2 separate regions of the Mus musculus genome follow, and region 1 is linked to region 2. Evidence: chromatin loops called from intact Hi-C (ENCODE). Cell type or tissue: heart. All regions are shown on one strand. Each heading gives the region's core, and the rest is flanking DNA. Links, peaks and the distances in the headings are about the cores only. Region 1 holds the start of Ube2a (ubiquitin-conjugating enzyme E2A). Region 2 holds the start of Slc25a5 (solute carrier family 25 (mitochondrial carrier, adenine nucleotide translocator), member 5).

The links. Hi-C counts contacts between places; a loop is a spot of excess contacts. Peaks named below come from ENCODE experiments on the same cell type or tissue, not always from the same donor. Only the 100,000 strongest peaks of a DNase experiment are listed, where the experiment ranks them.
Region 1: it touches region 2 in a loop (5-fold over the local background); 1 of 42 quality-filtered maps calls a loop at or near these places.

Annotation. Positions count from the first base shown.
Region 1 is chrX:36,871,492-36,876,857 of GRCm38, reverse strand. Ube2a (ubiquitin-conjugating enzyme E2A) reads right to left here and starts at 2,563. Exons shown (of 6, transcript NM_019668.4): 1 at 2,329-2,563; 2 at 2,067-2,147; 3 at 1,666-1,691. The coding sequence starts at 2,372. In heart, for the core only: no CTCF peak of the experiment used is centred there; a DNase peak (open chromatin) is centred at 2,567; H3K4me3 peaks cover 1,970 bases; H3K27ac peaks cover 1,382 bases; H3K27me3 peaks cover 307 bases.
Region 2 is chrX:36,793,264-36,798,629 of GRCm38, reverse strand. Slc25a5 (solute carrier family 25 (mitochondrial carrier, adenine nucleotide translocator), member 5) reads right to left here and starts at 3,033. Exons shown (of 4, transcript NM_007451.4): 1 at 2,789-3,033; 2 at 1,301-1,787; 3 at 754-894; 4 at 1-243. The coding sequence starts at 2,899. The coding sequence ends at 86. In heart, for the core only: a CTCF peak has its summit at 2,255 (motif pointing left); DNase peaks (open chromatin) are centred at 1,709, 2,169 and 3,029; H3K4me3 peaks cover 1,653 bases; H3K27ac peaks cover 1,908 bases.

The sequences.
Region 1 (5,366 bases), core at 235-5,234, 78 kb before region 2:
ACTGTATCACTGCCAATTTTGATTCTGATATTGTAGTCATTCAAGATATTGCCATAATCCCAGCACTTGGGAGGCAGAGGTAGTGAATTTCTGAATCGGAAGCCAGCCTGGTCTACAGAGTGAGTTCCAGGACAGCCAGGGCTACACAGAGAAACCCTGTCTCAAAAAAAACCAAAAACAAAAACAAAAACAAACAACAACAACAAAAAAAACAAAAGATATTGCCAAAAAGGTAATGGGACTTGGGTAAGAGTTTACAGGGACTCATTAATAGTATTTATTTCAACTGCACAGGAATCTGTAATTATGTCAAATTAGAGTGGGGAAGGCTTTTCCTTGTTGTTTTATTTTTAAGACAAGGATAACTCTGACTGGCCTGAAATTACAGTAGACTAGACTAGTCTCAAACTCATGGAGTCTTGCCTGCCCACTCTGCCATCTAAGTGCAAGAATGAAAGGCATAGGACAGCAAGGCAGCATTCAATAAATATATCAAGTTTTGAAGAGCAGTTATTATGTGTTTAAAAGTTAAAGCCTAGCCGGGTGTGGTGGCGCACGCCTTTGATCCCAGCTACCAAAGGAGAAAGGCAAACAGCAACCTCTCCATATTACCTACAATACTGTTATGCCTGAAAAAAAAATGCTAGTGCAATGGTGGCATAACCAACCAATGTTTGATTTGACTTAAAGCCCACCCCACAAGATGGAAAGCATATCTGATACTAGTTAGATGATCAAGAACCAGAGACTAGCCGGGCAGCGGTGGCACACGCCTTTAATCCCAGCACTCAGGAGGCAGAGGCAGGTAGATTTCTGAGTTCGAGGCCAGCCTGGTCTACAGAGTGAGTTCCAGGACAGCCAGGGCTGTACAGAGAAACCCTGTCTCGAAAAAAACAAAAAACAACAACAACAAAAAAAAGTTAAAGCCTAAATCGTTTGTTATGCACCTCTTGATATAAACTCAACATTCAAGTAGACTGGATACCGGCCAAACGGGGGCTACTGTGAGGCAAATCTCAATTCTGAAACTGCTTTGAGATTATCAGTCAGAGGATCTAACCGGAAACACACACTGTAAATGAATTGAAAACTCAAGGAACAACATTATACTGAAATTAGACATGGAAGAGCATCTCTAAAGAAGTGAGGCTCGTGACCTTAGTGACATTGCTCAAGCCAGGCAGGCAACTGTATGTCAGAGAAGCTTGCATCCATTCAGCACTAAACAAGCCACACACTAAGCACTGCTGAACACACTTCTTGCCCTGGGGATGGAACGCTTTGTGGACCAGATGGTTGCTGGTGAACTGGTTTCCTGCTGCATTATCTCTGTGGGGGCTAAAGTTAGCAAGAAGGCTGCTCAAACCTCCACAACCCTGAATACCAGCGCTGTGGCACTTCTTTTAAAAAGTGACTACTTTCACCCAGGATGGATTAAACGGGGGGGGGGGGAGACGACACAAACGAACGGAAAAAGTGAAGTTTTGATTAAGCCTAGGTCTAGCCAGAACAATCCGCCACACACTGAATTTCACTTGAGCCTTTGGTGGTCAGAGGTGGCAGGGGCAAAGCCGCTTCTTTAAGTGGGGGGCGCTTGCTGATACCCGGGACCCCCTTTCCCCTGAAGAGTAGGCTCCTGAAAGGTGGGCTAAGAAACTCTCTTACCATCCTCAAACGGGGTCCCTTCGGGCCTGCAACACAGAATAAAAACAAAAACAAGAGCCCGTTAGTGCCGGCTCAGAGGGTCCCCGCCTCCCCGCAGCCTCAGAGGCGGCGGCTCTGTCAAGGTTTCCCATCCCTGCCGCCTGGTCCGTCCCGCACCGCTGTCCCGGGTTAGGAAAAGGCGGCGCAGGCCGCCGCAGCCTCCGCTGCCCCTCGCCACCAAGAACCCCAAAGAGTTCCCCTAGCAGAGAGAAGGCAGCTAATCGAGGCAGAGGCTCCGGGGAGGCGCCTAGGCCCAAGCAACCCCAACTCTCTTCCCCTTTCCCCCCATGCGCGGCTCGTCTAGGGGCCGGCCCCGGTCCTCCCTGCCCCGGTCGCCGGCGAGAGCCGGCCCGCAGACTCACCCAAAAATGACCGCATTCCAAACCATTATGTTGTTCTCCGACGGAGCCCCGCTCACTCCGGCCGGAGGATCTTCCTGTAACCTTCAGAAACAGACACACAGCGGCTGCCCTCAGCCCCGCGATTCGCCGCCGGGATCCCCCTCCCCATCACACCCGGAGCCGCTCCGCTTCGGGCTCCGCCCTGTGCCCCCCGGCAGGCAGGCAGGCAGGCGGGCAGGCAGGCCGCCCCCTCGAGCGCCTGGCCCTCGCGGACGCGGGTTACCTCTTGAAGTCCCTCATGAGGCGGCGCCGGGCCGGGGTCGACATGGCTTTAGCGGGCTCAGCAGTCGGGCATATACCAGGGTCCGCGGTCCCCGAGGAAGCCGAGGAAGCCGGAGAAGCCGAGGAGGCGCCGAGAGGGACGGCACTGCCGCTCCGGAGCCGAGGGTCGGTCTGGCGCCGGCTAAGCACCACCCCAGAGTAGACGGGGGCCGAACCAACCTGGGGAGAACGCGCGGGGGGGTGCGGGGAACGCCTTACGCCCGGCGGACCGTACCAAGGCGGCCACGGGGCGGGGAGAGCCAAAGTTGACCTGTCAATCACGTCCCACCTGAGAGCCCTGGCCCTGGACCTAAGGGAGGAGGTGGCCAAGTTCCCTGGGGGAAAAGGCTAGGCGGGAAGCAAAGGAAACCTTCAAGTCCCGGTGATTTAACAGGGAGCAGCGCGGGCCCCACTTGCTGACTTGAAGAGGAACCCCTGCGAAGTTTTCTTTTTATAGGTACTTACTTTTTTTCGGGAAGGAGGGGCTCTTTTTCTATCTTTTTTCCCCCTCTGTTGAGACAGAGTCTCCTATAGGCCAGAGAACCTCGAACTCACTGTGTCGTTGAGCATGATTTTGAACTCCTGACTCTCCTGCTTTCACCTCCCAAATGCTGGGATTACAAGAGTGCACCACCATGCCAGTCTTTTAATTACTTCTTGTTTTGTTATTGGTTCCCCCTTCTTCCTCCACTTATTTGTTGATTGATTGATTGGCTGATTGATTGTAGGGTTGGTCTCTTGTAGTATCTAATGTAACACAGGCTAACTCAGACTCACTGTGAATCCCAGAGGCTGGACTTGGAGGTCACCTCAGCCTGCCAGGAATATGTCTTTAACCTTTCTTCTGTTTTGACAAAGAATGAATTATTAAACTGCCAACTACTGTTTAGGGTCGGGGAAAGAGGCGAGAAGATTAGTTGAAAGAAAAGAGTGGAGGAAAGACTTGGCACAGGCAAAGCAGTTCTCCAAAGGCAAGGATGTTAGGGTCACAGTCCTGTAGACACGAGAGGCTGGGGTAACTGCTTAAAGTCATGGGGAAAGTAATATAAATAAATAAATAAATAAATAAATAGCTCTTGAGTATGAAAATGGACTTTGGGTCCATCTTCTTTGAGATGAGGGTGCACAATTCAAACCCAACTTTTAACCCTAGGACTGAATGAAATGATGTTGGGGGGCAGTGGCAGAAATGAGAGCTTCGCCGTGGTGGCGCACGCCTTTAATCCCAGCACTCGGGAGGCAGAGGCAGGCGGATTTCTGAGTTCGAGGCCAGCCTGGTCTACAAAGTGAGTTCCAGGACAGCCAGGGCTACACAGAGAAACCCTGTGTCGGAAAAAAAAAAAAAGAAAGAAAAGAAAAGAAAGAAAGAAAGAAAAAAAAGAAATGAGAGCTTCTCCCAGGGAAAATAGACTTTTTACAATCTCTATGGGTACTCACAATTTGTCTCTGGAACCACATTTCCCCTTGGTAATTCAGCAAGCCAAGCAGCTAGTTTAGAAGAGTCTGAGGTATGAGCTTATCCAGCTGGAGAGTATTGGAAGGACCGGAGGCGGCAAGGAGAGGCAGGGCGCACAGGAAAAGCTGCAAGTCTCAGGCAAGCCTCCCAGGGAGTATAGGGACCTGCAAAAGCAAGAACAGTTTCAAAGAAGCATTTTCAAAGATCAACCCAAAAGTCACTTAGTGGGCAGACAAGGATGCTGGAAATTATGAGAAAGGCAGGTTTGAGTTAAATCTGGGAGAGTTTTGAATGCCAAGCTAATGGAATCCTTGGAAGGTAGTGGAGGCAGGAAGCGACACCATTAGAGCTGGGCATTCAGAATCTTCTCCCTAGAGAGCAAGAAAGTAGCTGCAGGGCTCTTTTGCTACTGTGGAGGAGAAACACTGTATCAGGCAATCTCACCTCCCAGAGACAAGCGCATCCTTTACCATGGGAACTACTACAGCTTCAGTCTTCAACAGAGATTTTCTTTCCCATTAAATCCTGCTCACATTTTGAAATCAATCTCTCTCTCTCTCTCTCTCTCTCTCTCTCTCTCTCTCTCTCTCTCGGAGAGCCCAGTCTTCTATAGTCATCAGAGAAAAGGAGGGGGGTAAATAAAGAGCACTTGGCAATAGATTGAATGTGGTGGCAAGAATGATGCTTTAAACCCTGAGAGCAGTGGGGCTTTGAAGTGGCCGTTAACAGAACTAGGCATAAAGGGTGAAGGGACACATCTGGGAGAAGAAATTTTGAGTGGGACTTCCTGAGCTCCTGGGAGTGATGAAACAGCCATGCGAAGATGTCCAGAAGTCATCAGGTGCATAGGAGTAGGAAGCACATACCAACAGTAGTGATTTTCCTAGGTACTTAATGGCAAGTGCCTTCCTGACTAACAATTGTTACCCCCCCATTAACCCCAACATATGAATCCGTTAAAGCAAGTTTCCCTAATAGTGTTGGATTATGGCTGTTGGTGGGAAAAGGTTACCAAACAAATTTCAAATATCCTTTCTCCTCATCTAGGAACACGAAGTCTTCTAGTTCACACATGAAAAGAGCAAAAGCAAGGCCTGCAAAAAGAGCATTTGTTCTCTGTCACTGCTGAACTGATAGCCATGAACTGCAGGTCAAGTCTAGTTCCTTGTGGTCATAGGGCTTGGAGCCCTATTTCACTATTAACTGCCAAACTGGGACCACTCCCAGCTCCCAGAGGCCACCTCCATTCTTTGCTATGTGACCTACTCCCCTTTTCATTGCCAACTGAATATTTCTCTATTATTAGCTCCTTTCCCTACTTTGAACATTTTTCTTCAAGGAGACTGCAATGTACTTTCTCTAACTTCTCTGATTATATCAGACCCAATGTTGATAATCTCTATATCTTAAAAATCCTCTAACTTCAGGTGGTAGTTACTCTTGTCAATTGACTGAAATGCAGTTCAGTACTTGCCTGGTGTGTGTAAGGCTCCATGTCCCATCCCCAGTACCTAAATAAATAAACAAACAAATAAAAGCTACTC
Region 2 (5,366 bases), core at 237-5,236:
CAAGCCCAGAGAATCTGTCCAGAATGTTCAAGATATGGTATATTATACAACATGCCTGTTCTCGGGGAGAACACCTAGGACATAATTATGTGTATTTCTTGATCTCATCATACAAGACAAGCACAAAGGCGCCACCCATGCCTCTGAGAACGTTGGACCATGCGCCCTTGAAAAAAGCCTTGCTCCCTTCATCGCGCGCGATCTTCCGCCAGCAGTCAAGCGTGCCTGTGTACATGATATCAGCTGCAAAGAATAAAGACATGTAGTTGATGACTAAAAGCCAGTGAACACCTCCAAAATCCTAATACAGAACCGAGCCCCACCTTTAAAAAGTATTTTCCCCCCTTTTCCCCCCATGCTAAGGATGGAACCTTAGGCCTTGTGTATGCTAAGCTCTCTACTACTGAGCTATTCTAAGCACTTAATGGCAGTTTTAAACCCAAGCATTTACACATTAGCACAGGCATTGACTGGAGAACAGGGACAGCCATGTCATAGGCATCTAAAGGGCTGTTTGCTCACAGGCACTTGTGCAGACAACATGGATGCTGTCCATCACCCCTTCAGAGCCTACAGCATTTCAATGACACTGGAGATTGAATATAGGGCCTTGAGTACGGTGGGCTAATGCTCTACCACCGAGCTGTATCTCTAGCCCTAGACTGTAGTTATTAAAGGCAGCCACCCACTCATTTTTGGCCATAACTTGCCTCACTCCCATGACTTTTTATCTTACGATCAAGCCGAACTTACTTCCTTTGCGTCCAGACTGCATCATCATACGACGGCGAACCGTGTCAAAAGGATAGGAAGTCAGGCCAGCGACAGCAGTGACAGACTGTGCAATCATCCAGCTGATGAAGATGTGAGTATTCTTGGGATCTGGGAGCATTCCTGAAAAATAAGAGATTAAAAAAAATCAAAATGTAGTTTTGCTGACCTATTTACTATAACCAACTAACATTTTATCTACCACAAGCTTCACACTTGAAGAATCTGGCTTCCTTCAGCAATTAAAAACAAAATGAGTGGTGGGCTTCTGTTATATTGGTGCAAGACCTTGCTACCCTGTCTTAAGGTGGATGGCTATGAATGGGTAGCCTGGTCTACATACTGGGTTCTAGGCTAGCCAGGGATACACAGTGAGACCCTGTCCCAAAGAGGAGGAAAAAATAGGAACCTGGGGTTTGGGGATACAGCTCAGCACTAGATTAGCATGCACAAGGCCCTAGGTTGAGTTCCTATAACTGCAAATAAGTACCCACATCTCCCACAGCCTCTAAGCAAATAGCAAACTTACCCTTTGCAGTGTCATAGATACCAAAGTAGGCAGCTCGGTAGATGATAATGCCCTGTACTGACACATTAAAGCCTTGGTACAGGCCCTTAATCCCATCAGATTTGTAGATCTTAACCAGGCAGTCACCAAGGCCTTTGAATTCCCTTTCAGCTCCAGCTTTGCCCACATCAGCTGCTAGACGGGTACGGGCAAAATCAAGAGGGTACACAAAGCACAAGGATGTAGCCCCAGCGGCACCACCTGATGCCAGGTTCCCTGCAAAGTAGCGCCAGAACTGGGTCCTCTTGTCCACACCACCCAGAAAGATCTGCTTGTATTTATCTTTGAAGGCAAAGTTGAGAGCCTGGGTGGGGAAGTATCTGATGACATTGGCCAGGTTCCCACGCCAGAAGGACAGGACTCCCTGTTCCTTGGGGATACGAACCACGCAGTCTATGATGCCCTTGTATTGCTTATCTGCCGTGATTTGCTTGCTGGCATGCTGCACCTGATGGATAGGAAGAAGGCAATAGGGACAGTTATAATCACAGAGAAGGGGAAAGGGAAGAACACACACATAAAATCGTTAAGGTTCGTTCCCCTTTCTCCAAATCTAGCTTTCAGAATCACATGAGCTGGACAATTCTAACTGCTGACACTACTGGGGGGCGTAGGGGAAGTGTTTAAGAATTGAGCAGCACCATCAGAAGTAGTAAGTCTCGACTTCTGTGAGTGAGGCACCCTCAAGCGTACCTATGACCTTTAGACCAGGAAGAAAGGTCATTCCTTCCAGATCAGGTTCAGAAGCATTAGGGTGGGACCTGCATAGGACACGGTCACCTTGGTGACCAGTCAACTTCTCTAGTCTCCGGAGCTGCTCCCTTTCCGCCCCACCCCCACTCCTGTCGGGAGGGGTGGCGGTGACGACGACTAAACGCTCGCCCGCGAGCGCCCCCTAGAGGCAGTGCGCGGCGAGCGCGCGGCAGGAAGGCTGGCGAGGGGCTGCGCGGGGGCGGACGTAGCCGGCACATGCTCTTCCCGGCGTCCACTTCCGGCCTGCCGGCCGGCGAGCCCACACCGCGTTGTTCGCCGGCTGCGTGGCCGCAGAACCGGTCCGCGTGGCCTGCCCAAAGCTGTAATCTCCTTGCCGTGACCTTGAGGTTTTCGGTCAGGCCAGGTACTCTGTTTTCCAGCGCCTGCTTTCAGGCCTATTGCCCTTGCCTCTAAATCCGGGCTAGACAGAGCCTCTCGGGCAACCCCATCCTAGTTCTCTGTGCCGGGGATGGCCCTGAGCGCCTCTGGTCCCTCTGGTCCCGACCACTTGCGACACTCAAACTCCAGGTCCTTAAAGGCGCCTTCCTCCCGGTTGCCTTTCGATCTGACACTGGCTAGGCCCGGCCTTCACCTTGCCCCCAAATCTAAAGACTGAGCCCCACTTTTCCGCTAGGGTACCCCCTTTCTGTGCAGATCCTTTACTTCCTGCCTGGGCCCCTCGATCTCAGAACGTACCTGCAGCAGCAGCTTGACCCTCTCGATGGGTGCTACCGCTGTCTTGGAGATGGCTGCGGCCACTCCACCGGCCAAGAAGTCCTTGGCGAAGGACACAGCGGCATCTGTCATGTTGAAAGCAAAAAAAGAAGAGGCAGGCGAGTGCGGGACAGGGCTGGGTTGACAACCGGCTTTGACTCCCGGGCTCTGGGGCGGAGCAAAGCAAATGGCCGACTTATATAGCGGCAGCCAGGCGGTGAGCTGCCGGCGTAAGGGGCGGGCCAAGGCGGGCGCCCAGTACTGGCGCGCGGAATGGCAGAGCTGCTGAGTGGCTCGGGACACGCGGGAGGAGCCTGGGAGGTCGCCCTGTCAGCCTCGCTTGCCCTTGGCACCTGATCAGGCCAGAGTAAGAAAAGGCTGCAAGGAGTACCTACAACTGGGGGACCTGGACCCTAAGAAGTGTCAGGGAATAGCGAGGAAGGGTGAAGATAAGTGCCCAAACGACAAGACAAGCAAAACAAACAAACAAACAAACAAACAAACAAACAAAAAACAAGAAAAACCAACCCAGGCCTAGGGTGAAGACGATTCAGACAGACAAAACCTCCCCAAACTTAAGGAATCGAGATAAATATCTAATGGTATGTTAATCGATTTCATTCAAACACACTTAAGGTCTGCAGTTCACTCACCCATTTTTGTAACGAAAATTAATTGTAGAACCAGGACTGGAATTACAGTGAGGTACATGAACCAAGGTCATACTAGTACAGGATGGGATCCCTGTCTGTCAAGTTCTTAACATTAACAATCCAAGGATTTTTGCATTGGTTTTGAGTTTTTAAAACATCACATTATACATGAAATTCATTTATCTTGGTGGCTGAGGGGTTCTGTGTCAAGTTCTGTGAACTTCACTACCTAGACCTGACACTGCTTTGAACAATGTCTTCAGAGCCAGAGAAAACTGAGGTACCTACCAGCAGGATGCGATCCCGGCAGCATACCCCAGACTGAGGTACCTACCAGCAGGGTGCGATCCTGGCAGCATACCCCAGACTGGTTTGCAAATAGCTTAACAAAGATCTTTCAGGGAATTGGCCTTGGAAAGTCCAAAGGACAGACTCAAGGTGAGGAAATCATTTTAATTGGAAGCCAAATACAGAGCACACCCAGAAGGATAAGAGGCTGAAAAGGTTAACATTGCAGTTGGCAGTTGACTCCAGACACCAAGTAAAGTGCTCTTCGATTGTTAGATTGCTGAACTCCCACGGTAGTGGCAATGGACCTGTGTTCCCTGAGCCCCTTAATGCTGAGCCGAGTAAATATTTGCTACAAACGACCTGAAGATCAGGAATCCTCCCTCATGTTCAGGACAGAAGCAGATAATGTGATCACCAAACTGCTTTCTAAACAACCAGTGTTTATTTTATAGAAATAAAGGCGTCAGTTGAAAACTTAGCTGCATCTGACCCATAGGTGTCCAACCTTCAAAATTCCCAAAGGTGAAATGCCAGTGTACCTGTCCATGCTTAAGACATAGTAGATGTTTTAGTTAGGGCTTCTTTGATTTCTGTGATAAAACACCGTGACCCAAAACAACTTCAGGAGAGAGGGCTTATTTCATCTCTTTTTTTAAGGTTTACTTGTGATATGTAAATATACTGTAGCTGTCTTCAACACACCAGAAGAGGGCATCAGATCTCATTACAGATGGTTGTGAGCCACCATGTGGTTGCTGGGATTTGAACTCAGGACCTCTGGAAGAGCAGTCAGTGCTCTTAACCGCTGAGCCATCTCCGCAGCCCAGGCTTATTTCATCTTACAGCATGTAGTCCAAGCTGTAAGCAAGAACTCAGATAGGAAACCTAGAGGCAGGTGTTGCAGAGGCTTTGGAGGAGAACTGCTTACTGGCTTGCTCCCAATGGCTTGCTCAGCATGTTTTCTTGTAGCATGCCCACCAGCCCAGTGGTGGCCCCACCCACAATGAGCCGGGCCTACTCATATCAATCATCAAACAAGAAAGTGCACCACAGGGTTACCCAAGGGTCAGCCTGGTGAAGGCATTTTCTCAACTGAGCTTTCCTTCTCAGATGACGCCAGCTTGTGTCAAGTTGACATAAGACTAGCCAGCACAGTCACTTGCCCTCTCCTACCTCTATATCTGTCCACTTACAGCTTCCTCGAGGGTTTCAGGCCCTTCTAAGGGTAGAGTTTGTTACTTGTTAGCTCCAAGCTACTTAACAATACAAAATCATGGACACATTCCATATAGGGGTTCCAAGGCACATTCTCCTTTTCCTTAGAAGTTTCTGTGAACTACCTTATTTGAGCCAGTATGTCTACTACTTGCATGTGAGACCTGTGCTCTAGTGCGGAGCTACAATCCCAGCCCCTAGGTTTTTATTTGATACTAATAGCATAGTAATAATGAGTTCCATCATCACCTCTTTACACATGTCTGTCATATAGGTTGCTCATATCTACCCCTCATTACTCCCTTTCACTGGTTCCTACCATCTTCCTTTACCATCTTCCTTTATACATTTGTGCCATTTATGTACACACACACAGACACATTTAAACCCAGATTCTACAT